2 separate regions of the Homo sapiens genome follow, and region 2 is linked to region 1. A link is an interaction called in ENCODE POLR2A ChIA-PET data of the cell type or tissue named here. Cell type or tissue: OCI-LY7. All regions are shown on one strand.

The links. ChIA-PET counts read pairs that join two places held together with the same protein. Peaks named below come from ENCODE experiments on the same cell type or tissue, not always from the same donor. Only the 100,000 strongest peaks of a DNase experiment are listed, where the experiment ranks them.
Region 2: POLR2A ChIA-PET joins it to region 1 with 7 read pairs; 10 of 35 experiments call an interaction of 5 or more read pairs at or near these places.

What each region holds. Positions count from the first base shown.
Region 1 is chr13:74,024,126-74,029,125 of GRCh38, reverse strand. All of the region lies in intron 1 of KLF12 (KLF transcription factor 12), which reads left to right. Among named protein-coding and RNA genes, the nearest start is that of KLF12, 110 kb to the left of the region's middle. RefSeq lists an enhancer at 2,244-2,323. In OCI-LY7, no CTCF peak of the experiment used is centred here; a DNase peak (open chromatin) is centred at 2,155; H3K4me3 peaks cover 2,874 bases; H3K27ac peaks cover 1,827 bases.
Region 2 is chr13:74,127,832-74,132,831 of GRCh38, reverse strand. All of the region lies in intron 1 of KLF12 (KLF transcription factor 12), which reads left to right. Among named protein-coding and RNA genes, the nearest start is that of KLF12, 4.1 kb to the left of the region's middle. In OCI-LY7, no CTCF peak of the experiment used is centred here; DNase peaks (open chromatin) are centred at 491, 1,421 and 2,871; H3K4me3 peaks cover 4,848 bases; H3K27ac peaks cover 5,000 bases.

The DNA of each region.
Region 1 (5,000 bases):
CCTCCATGTAATCTTTTGGGCAAGTTATGTTTTTAACTTGAGATTCACTTTCCTCATTTATAAAATAAACGGTTACCAAAATTACCTACTTGGTAATGTGGTACTGAGAATTATGTAAAAGGGAACTATGTAAACTATCTGGCAGGGCATCTGGAAGTTAGTACTCAATGGTAAATATTAACTATTAATAGTGATAACTGCAAACCTTTTTTAATATCATATGTTTTTACTGCTATTTCTCTAGATCTTTTTAATTGATCATATAAGGTATGCCCCTTTAAAAAAATTGAAAATTCTTTCTCTTTTTCTTATATTAATTTAAACTTATAAAATGATGTGATTCCCTTGTCTTCCTTCTCTTACACATTGTAACTCTCTGCTGCACCTAGATGCATTATAAAATCTTACTAATGTAAACATTTTAAAACTTGAAGCATTTTCCTCATAAGAGCCATGTTTCTTATATTTATCATAGTAAGAGAACTTCTAGATATGACCTTACTAATCCTTATAGTCTTTCAATAAATATTGCCATTTGGAATCTACTTTAATGTTTAAAAATATTAGGGATTATAAAATATGTATATATATTGTAGCTATAAGTACTTAGAAAAACGTTATGAAATTATGACAGTAATACAAATTAAGCTAAATATTTCTAGTGAAACCACCACATTTACTTGATAGAAGTTTTTGTATACTTTACTAATTATTCTGCATACGCAGGTCATTTTAACTTAATATTGCAAAATAAGCTCTTTTTTCCATTTTTCTTAAATGTAGTTTATAATAGCAGCATGCTAGTCCATTACAGTTTTCAACCATAATTAAATCAGCTATTTCCTCGTAATAAATTATTTCCAGTTTTTAGATTATAAATCGTGTTTCCATGCACTTTTTATACTTACAGTTTTTCCTTTTTTTGTTGTTGTAGGATTAATCTAGGAATGTTATCACTGGGTCAAAGACTATCAACGTGCTTTTGACTCTTGAAAGGAAAGTGCCTTTCAAAGGAGTTCTGATAGTTGGTATTGCCAGAGGCAACCTATAAATAAGGTTCTTCCTGCCACTTTCTAGCAATGGATATAATGGCTATTAAATTGGCCAATTCAATCAATGTTAAGTGATATCTCATTTTTTTCTTCTTCTTTCTTTACAAGGGACAGAAATAATTGTTGACATACTGTTTTGGATTAAAGTGGGTAATCGTGATGAAATAATTTGGAATTGGTAGTACAGTTATAATAAAGCACACGTTGAAACTAAATTAAAAAGACTCTTTAATGCATCTTGTTGACTTTTTATGTGAAGAATGTGTATGGTCACAATTGAAACTCTTATGGGAAAATTTTAAAGTTTTTGAAGTAAAAAAGAAAAAAGAGGCCAAAAAACTTTAAAATGTATTTCCATCTTGTAGATTCAATTGCTGATTTCTTAATGTGCCATCTACTTTAAACTCTTAAGTATCTGAAGCCCAAGTCACTACATGTAGAATTAGAAACCACTGTTTTTGGTTTTAAGGGTATTTATAAATAGCCTGAGTGGAACCTTTATCTTCAGTTTTACTGTTAAAGCCTAATTGAGTTTTACTATTAAAGGTGACTATACTCTGTCTTCCTCCTTAGCTTGCTTTTGCTTCATTTATAGAACAGACCCTAGTATTTTAAAAACAATTATATATGCCACTCATACCTACCCCTCTCCCCCCGCTCCCAAGACAAAATGTATGCATGTTGAATGAACAGACATCGCGAAGTGGGGGGATTTCTTTGAGCTGTAGAATTAGATGATGAAAAAAGGGAGAGGGGGAAGTGTGAGAACTACAGAGAAAAGAAGACAGTTAGAGAAGAAGACATGGAGATATGAAAGAAGTAGCTTTACACTTTGAGTTCTCATTGCCTTCGTATTTCTTCACAAATTCTCAGGCAAGCTGTAAGGTAGGTTGTTTTTTAAGGCTTATTGATAAGCAGTTGATTCGTATTTTAGGTCAAACTAATTCTGCATCTCTTTCCCATTGTTCTTTTCTATTCTGCTTCTTTATTCTACTCTATTTTTAAGAGAAACACTGTCTAACTTGCTGGCTCTTTCTGCTCTGCTGTTGCTCCAGCCCTGCAGCTTCCCCACCGTGTGAATTTGCACTTCAGTGGCACCATTTCCTGTTAGAAACCAAAGGCAGGCCCCTGACTTTTCTAGGTGGTGATTCACACAGGAAAAGACCTGAAAAGCTGTATCAGGGCACCTGACTTCACCGTGGGACTAGCTGATCGACTTGAAGCACAAATGGGGCCCTGGAATCTTTTTCCTACCTTTTGGTCTCCTGTGGGACTGAGGTAGAGTGGTCAAAAAATTTAAAGATTGATGTAAGTAGATTCTAGAACACAAATTACAGAAGGTTAGAATCGATGTTTTTCAGATTACCCTGGATAGAAATCAAGGTGAATGATACTGATATTTGAATCCAAATCAGGTATTTGTTGTTTTTAATTATAGTAAAATACATGTAACAGAAATGTACTATTTTAACCCTTTTTAAAACATTATATATTGTCATGTAACTGTATCTAACATGGAAATATGTGCATGCATATGTAACTTACAAAGATGAAAACTGTTCCTTCCTTATTTTGTAATAGAAGAACCTTAAATATCACTATTTTAATTTTCTTTTTAAATTGTGAAATACAACTTAAAATTTTAGTTTAACCATTTTTAAATGTATAATACAAGGTGATGTTTTTTCACTATATAAGTTAGGCTTTACATAAAGGAATTACATACAGTTCTATTAGAGAAGCATGCAACTAAAAAGAGGTTGATTTGCAGATATTTCACTTTTTTGGAAATGAAATAACTGATTTTTTTCCTCTTCCATCCCTCTTTATTTTTCTACACATATATTTTGGTACTTGAAGTATTGCTAAGTTTTTGAACCCAGTTTTCCTCCAAGGTAAAGGTTTTTTTTTTTTTTCTTCAAAATCTTGAGTTAATTTTTTCATGTAATGAATTTGCAATCCATGTGCAATCGATCTTTATAATAAAAATAGGAAATTGACATTTCACATTGTATCCATAATTGGCATAAATTATGATGATTAATAATGTCAAGTTTGTGAGTTAGGGTACCCAAAACTCAACTGTTTCACTAGAGAAATCTTAGCAAATCCAAATTATTTAATTGTTTGCATTTTACCAAATAATGTTTTCAGCCTGTTATGGGGACTCTAGAGAGGTGGTTATCTGACAGTTGTCAAGTCGGAGGAAGTTAAGATGCCTTTGTATCTACCTGGGCTCATCATTTAGCTATATCTGCAGTCATTTGGTAATGTCATCCAGTCAGTCAAATGTGTTTCATTTACTTTATTCATCAATATAATCTACATTATATTTACGACAGTGACTGTTTATAAAAAGGCAGTATATAAACCTGGACAGTTCTAAATTCCCTTGGGTACCTTTCTTACCTCAGTATATGTTAGTAAATGATGATTATGTCCTATGCAGTGGAGTGCCAGAACTCTTGCATCTGTTTAGACTACTCACTGATTTTCTTTTTTTTTTTTTTAACTCTGAACAAACCAAAGTGTCCAACATGTGTAACTCACTAATGTTCACAACCCACTTGTAGCGAAACTAAGAACCTTAAAATGACCTTGAAGCTATAGCAGTAGTGAGCATCAGATATATTCAGACACTTTATGAGTCGATTAGCAACAGAGACTTCTTCCCTTAGAAAATAGAAGTAGTTGGGAAGCAATGACATTTGCATAAAGGCACTTCCTTTTGCCACCTTTTGGATTTTTTTTTTTTTTGTAGAATTATGGTTTAATCTTACTGCTGTTATTAAACTGCTTTAAGCTTCTTTCCAAGTATCACAGCCAAATTGAAGGATTTATTTCCTTGCTTGCACTTTGAAACATAGCTGTCAAACAAAGTAAGCAAAGGCAAGTGATAGAGATACAGCCCCTTTGCATTTTCAGTTTATTTGCATTTGTTCATGACTTCTAAGACACTTTAAATTTCCAAAGGAGTTTGCTTTCTTTAAACTCTGTCATATGTACATTGTTACCTGAATGAGTCTGTGAGAGATCAAAGTACCTGTCAGCTTAGTAAATAGAAGAGATTTTTTTTCTCTCTGAGCTGGTTATAAAGGGAGATTCCATTGGCTTATTTATGTTGAGAACTTAACATAGTTAGGAAAACAGTGGGTGGTTAAAGTTTGAAAAGTGTCAGGGAAGAGGTGGGTGGTTTCTGTAGAGTATCAAATATTTGAAGTATATTAAAGCTGAAATAAGTGAAAATCTGTTAGATTACTTGGAGTTTCTCCTAATTTCCTATGTTTTAGAGAGACTTTTTCCCCCTCAAGTGCATTTGCATATATAGAAACAAAATGTGGCTTCCACAAATGATGTTGCCTATCTCTCTTAAAGTAATATTTAAATGAATAATACAGACTCGTTAATATTGTCAATTATTTTATAGGATACTTGAAGCTGAAGAAGACACAAATATCAGTGGCCTAACTAATTTGTACCTATGGAATTACTATTTTGGTGAAAAATATTTTCACTCCACGTGTTCATTGTGTGTGCATGCCTGCCCTCTCTCGGCAGTGGTCCAGCTGATTGCTGCTGTTACTGTTAAGGGCTCTTAGTGTATCAAAAATAAGTTCTTGAGCATGACAGAATGATGCGTATACTCATTTTTTAAATTGGAAACAAATGTTCTGTATTAACTATATAGTGAGTACAATCAAATACATAAACCATTAGATGGGCAACTAAGCTGGTAAGCCATGGAGAATTTACTATTTTGTTGGATATTTGTTAGAGCATGAAGTTGGAATTGAGAATGTATTTTCTCCTGAAATATAGTTGATGATTATGTATCTGTCTGTGAGGTGTGGTTAATTCCACAAAGCTTATTTCTTCTACAGTATCCCCCAAATTAGAATATGGTACTGCCATTATGTGATAACCCTGTATATGACAGTGTATCTATTG
Region 2 (5,000 bases), 100 kb before region 1:
TTATCTTTGGGGAAAAGGGTGGGGTGCACTCAACAGTTTTGTTTCGCAGTGCATTTGAGGCAAATGCTTGGAAAAAGTACCAATTCCTTTGTTATATGCCCTGCAGCTTCCCAACCCCCTTCACCCTGCGCTTCGAGTTTTGCATACTTTAATAGTAATAGTCTTATTTCAGCTGATAAAAGCTGACTGTGTTGAGTTAAAGAGTATTAATACAACGGAATGTGTAATCTGGATAAACAGTTTGCGTAGTTAGTATTGTCAGCACTCTAATTTAACTGTATAGATGGCTAAAGTGTCGTTCTGTATGGATTGTTTTAGATAATTCCACTGGCTAATGGAATTCTCGGCGAGCACTCTGATATTTTATTTTACACCAGCGTTAAGATTCTCTGTTTCCCTGTAACATCGGAGAGACGAGCAACTCTATTTACATTTAGTGCGTGTGCATCTAGTGACTTCGGTAGACATCTGCCAATCAAATACACGTCATTCTGCAAAACCACCTAGACGCCTCCATGCCCTTTTCTTACTGGACGATAGAGTTGTTTAGATAAGTAAATGCTTTGAAATAAATTTGGTGGCTTTTAGCAAGAAGCAGCTTGTGATGGGAATAGGAGTGGTCACTTTGAGGAGTGGGTGTATACCGTCTTCTAAGAAACGCTTTTAGAACTGACATTTATTTAAAACAGTGGACCCCCCCTCCCTCAAGGAAAAAAGCTTGCTTGTGCTATTCTCAGACCTCATTCACATGTTGTGTGCATTTTTTAAGACCACATAGAAATTGGTTCCGATAAAGGAGTATACTTTTAGGTTAGAAAATTTCAAACTGTAGAAGCATAGTGGAAATAGGATGTTGAAGGACAGACGTTTCAGTTGGGTAAGTTATATCTTTATTGTTGCAGACGGGTCTTGATACTAGATTGAATATATTAAGCTCCTTTGAGTTGGGGAAAGAGCAATTTGAGCATATAAAAATTAGGAAAGCAGTTTATTATTCTGCCAATTTAATAACTATTATGAAATGTACTGGGAAAATTTGAAATTTGAAATGTTTTCACATAAAATTTTCATAATTTTGAACTAAGACCATGTAACCAACATGGCTATGTCAGGTTAAACAAAACATTCTTGAGGGTTTCTGTTTATTTTTGAAAACCTTCAGTTATTTATCTACTACTTAGCAATGCAGTCAGCTGAACTTTATTGTGGAATGCTTTTTATTACTGTTTATTGAAAAAAATTGTTGTGCTAATGAGTCCTTAATATTCTCCACCTCCCACTCCCCAGAAGTTCTTTTTACAGCAATGACTATCATTTGGGAGTAAATGGTCCTGGTATAGCATTTGAGACCTTGACCTTAGCAACTCTTGGCTGGTGGTTGTTTACTACAGCTGCAGCCTATGTGTGTGCTGAAAGGGAAGGTCTGCAAACACTAGTGTACTCACTCTCCCCAGGCCAAAGGGAGAACAAATCGGGATGCTTGACGTTCATTCTGAAGAACATGCATCTGGCCTGTAATATCCATCGTGTTCTGGTCATGTGAAAATATACATGTTGCTCAGGGATATTTTCCCTGACTCCTGTTCAGGGAAAGTATGCACTTTAACAGGCTCCAGTGAGTTTTAGATGTTACAGTATATCATGAAACAGGCTGTTATCAACTTACTGAAATAATTTGGCCTTAAATATAGGTGTGTTTTATCTCTGCAGAGACAACGTAAGTGCTTAGGCCTCTAGGCCTATGCTGAGAGCATTTTGAATTCAAGCCAGTGTTGGTTAATCTAGAGTTTGGGGTAACCTTACCCAGTGAAGGCATATTGTTAAGTAGATGAACATATAGAGGTCCTGGACATTTTTTCCATTGTACAACATGGAAAGCATGGGACTTTATGTTTTTGCAAATTAATAATATTACAATGATCACATTAAATTGGAGTGTCAAATGGTTTGTTTTCTTTATATTGTGAGAGAAGCAGTCAAGTTCATAAATCTAGCTGTAGATTGTGTATTAAACTATAAAACTAGTAATGGCACAAACTCATTTGAAAAGTTTTTGTTTATAAGTTTTTCTGCTTGCCACTTGCATGCTGATTAATGAACATGAGCTAAAATCCCAAGACAGTTTTATTCAAAATCAACACCATTATTACCTTTTCTGCTTAGAAAACAGCTTTTTTTTTTTTTTTGAGTTGAGGTCTCACTCTGTCACCCAGGCGGGACTGCAGTGGCATCATCATAGCTCAAATTCCCGGGCTCAAGGGATCCTCCCACCTTAGCCTCCCAAGTAGGCAGGACTACAGGTGCACACTGCCACACCCAGCTAAAAATTTTTTTGTAGACACGGGGTCTTAACTGTGTTGTCCAGGCTAGATCCTGAATTCCTGGCCTCAAGCAAACCTCCTGCCAAAGTGCTGGGATTATAGGCATCAGCGACTGCGCTGGCTACAAGTTTAATTTTTAAAATAAGTCTGAAATAGGTTGTAGTTGCTTATCTGTCATTTTCTATTTGAAAATACTGTATGATCATAGACTGGAAATGGCTTATATTTTTGCCCAGTGTTTATTTTTCCTTTCAAACTCACACTTACTTGTTTTTCGGCCTGCAATTTATGCACAGCTTTGAACTTTTAACTGTGTACAGAATGTAAGGGTAAAAATATTAAAATTAAATCACTGGCAACGCCCTATAACCACAGCCTTAACTCATCTACCACAACCACTCCTCCCAAAAGCAAGCAAGTAAACAGATGGGCCTTGCCCTATGCCCAGAAGGTCAACAGTCTTAGGCTCTGTTAGACCTGCTAAGTTTCTGGATCCCAAGCCCAGCCCAGAGAGCTGCCTGACTTCCACCCGCCAGAATTCATTTTTAGGGCCTAGGTCGGCCACACCCCATCTGATGTCAGCTATTGAGTTCTTGTGGTAGAGAACACATGCTGTGGATTAAATGGTTACTTTCTCTCTATATTGTCAGTAATTATGTTACAAAAGGATTTTTCCGTTTTGGGTGTTTATTGTCATAAAGTGGCTACTTGAGTAGTCTTATTGCTCCATAAAAATTTGTTTTGGTCGGCAGTAGATTACAGGATATTCACCCAAAGAATTCTGCTCTGGTATGGTCTTTCTTCCTGTCTTTTTTTTTTTTTCAACTTAAAGTCATGTGTTTCTTTTGTTGCTACTCTCATGGTCTACATTTTTGAATATTTATTAGTGTAATAATTAGACTGCTCCAAACACATTTGCTGTCTGGTGCAGAAGTAGCAGGAAGCCCTTACTGCTGTACTGCTGCATGGAAGGTGAGAGTGGAATAAATTAGGAGACCTTTGGGATAGTTTCCCCACCACTATCAGTGACTGTAGAAGCTACCACGATAACTACCTGCTGGCTTTGACAGCCATGAATTGTGTCCCAAGTGTGACATTTGCCATGCTTCTCAGTATATATGGCCTTTCACAGTAATTCCTGGCATGATGTATATGTATACAGTTGGCCCTCTTTATTCGTGGGTTCTGCATTAAGGGAGTCAATCAATTGTAGATTGAAAACGTTCAAGAAAAAAATACAACAATAAAAATGATACAAATAAAATCATAACTTTATATAGCATTTACATTGTATAAGTGATTGTAAGTAATCTAGAGATGATTTAAAGTATGTAGGAGGATGTGCACAGGTTATATGCAAATACTGCATTATTTTTTATAACGGACTTGAGCATCCATGGATTTTGGTATCTGCTGTGGGATGGGATCCTGGAGTCAACCCTCCAAGGGTACTGAAGAATGACTACATACTGTATATACATATATATTCATCATCTTATATATCTATATGTGTATGTGTATATTTAGTATTTATCTTTATATGTTTTTACATGTGTTTTTGTAGTCTATATCTATATTAGTACATAACCCACCCACACACACCATACACAAGAGCAAGAATTACAGTAAAATTTCATGACCGAGAAATACAGTAAAAAGCCACACGTGTGTATAAAAAAGGGGGAAAAACAGTCTTTAAAAAAAATTCTATCTTTAGTAATACTGTGCTCACTTTGAAATTATCGAGCTAACTTGTAACAAAAGAAAAACAACCCTGCCTTAAAGAAAACAAACCTAAATGGCAACCAAGTTAAATTATTCGAAAACAATGTAAAGAAAACCTTCCTTCATTTCACAATGAATGGTAACCTCTAAGATGATACATCCTTGAATCACAACTAATTTCAGTGGCAGAAATATCTCAGTTCGATTCTTACTCTCTTGCTTGCTAACTATGGATGACCTTGGTCAAATTTCTTAACCTCTCTGAGTTTATACAATGGAAAAAATAATATGTAGTTTACAGGGCTGTGGTGAGGGTTAAATGGGGTAATGTGGCCAAAAGTCACTTTGTAAAACTACAAAGTTCTTGTGTGGCAACTGATTTGATAGGAAAAGCACTCCAGCCATACCTCCACCGCCCCCACACTGCCCTCCCCTGAAAGGGATAAACTTTCCTGTTTCTCAAAGTGAGCATATAAATTACACTTATGGGGAAGGAATTTCCGAGTGTGGGTAGAAAACTCTGGCAGTCAAAGGTCATGAATTCCATTCCTGTCTCACCAGAGATTTGCTCTGTGACCTTGAGAAAGTCACTCTTAAAAAGTTTCAACGTAGCTGGTATAAAAGTTACTGATTATTAACATTTATATAATACAGGTGAAGTATCCAAGCTTGTCAAAAGAAAAACACATGAAATTACAGTTCACATGATCATTTACAGAAAATTGAAAATAAAGATGAACAATGATTAGAGATTGAAAATCTGCAGGCTACTTCTTTAATGAGTCACCTGAAGCTTCTATCAACTGGTCATTAAAAAGAATGCCCTTAATTTTAAAAATAGAATTATTAAATTTGTGATATACTATAATTTCAAGCAGTACATTGAACTGCAAATCCCCAGTTAAATCAAGATTGTGTTGATTAAGCTATGTCTGATTTATGGCTTAAAAGTCA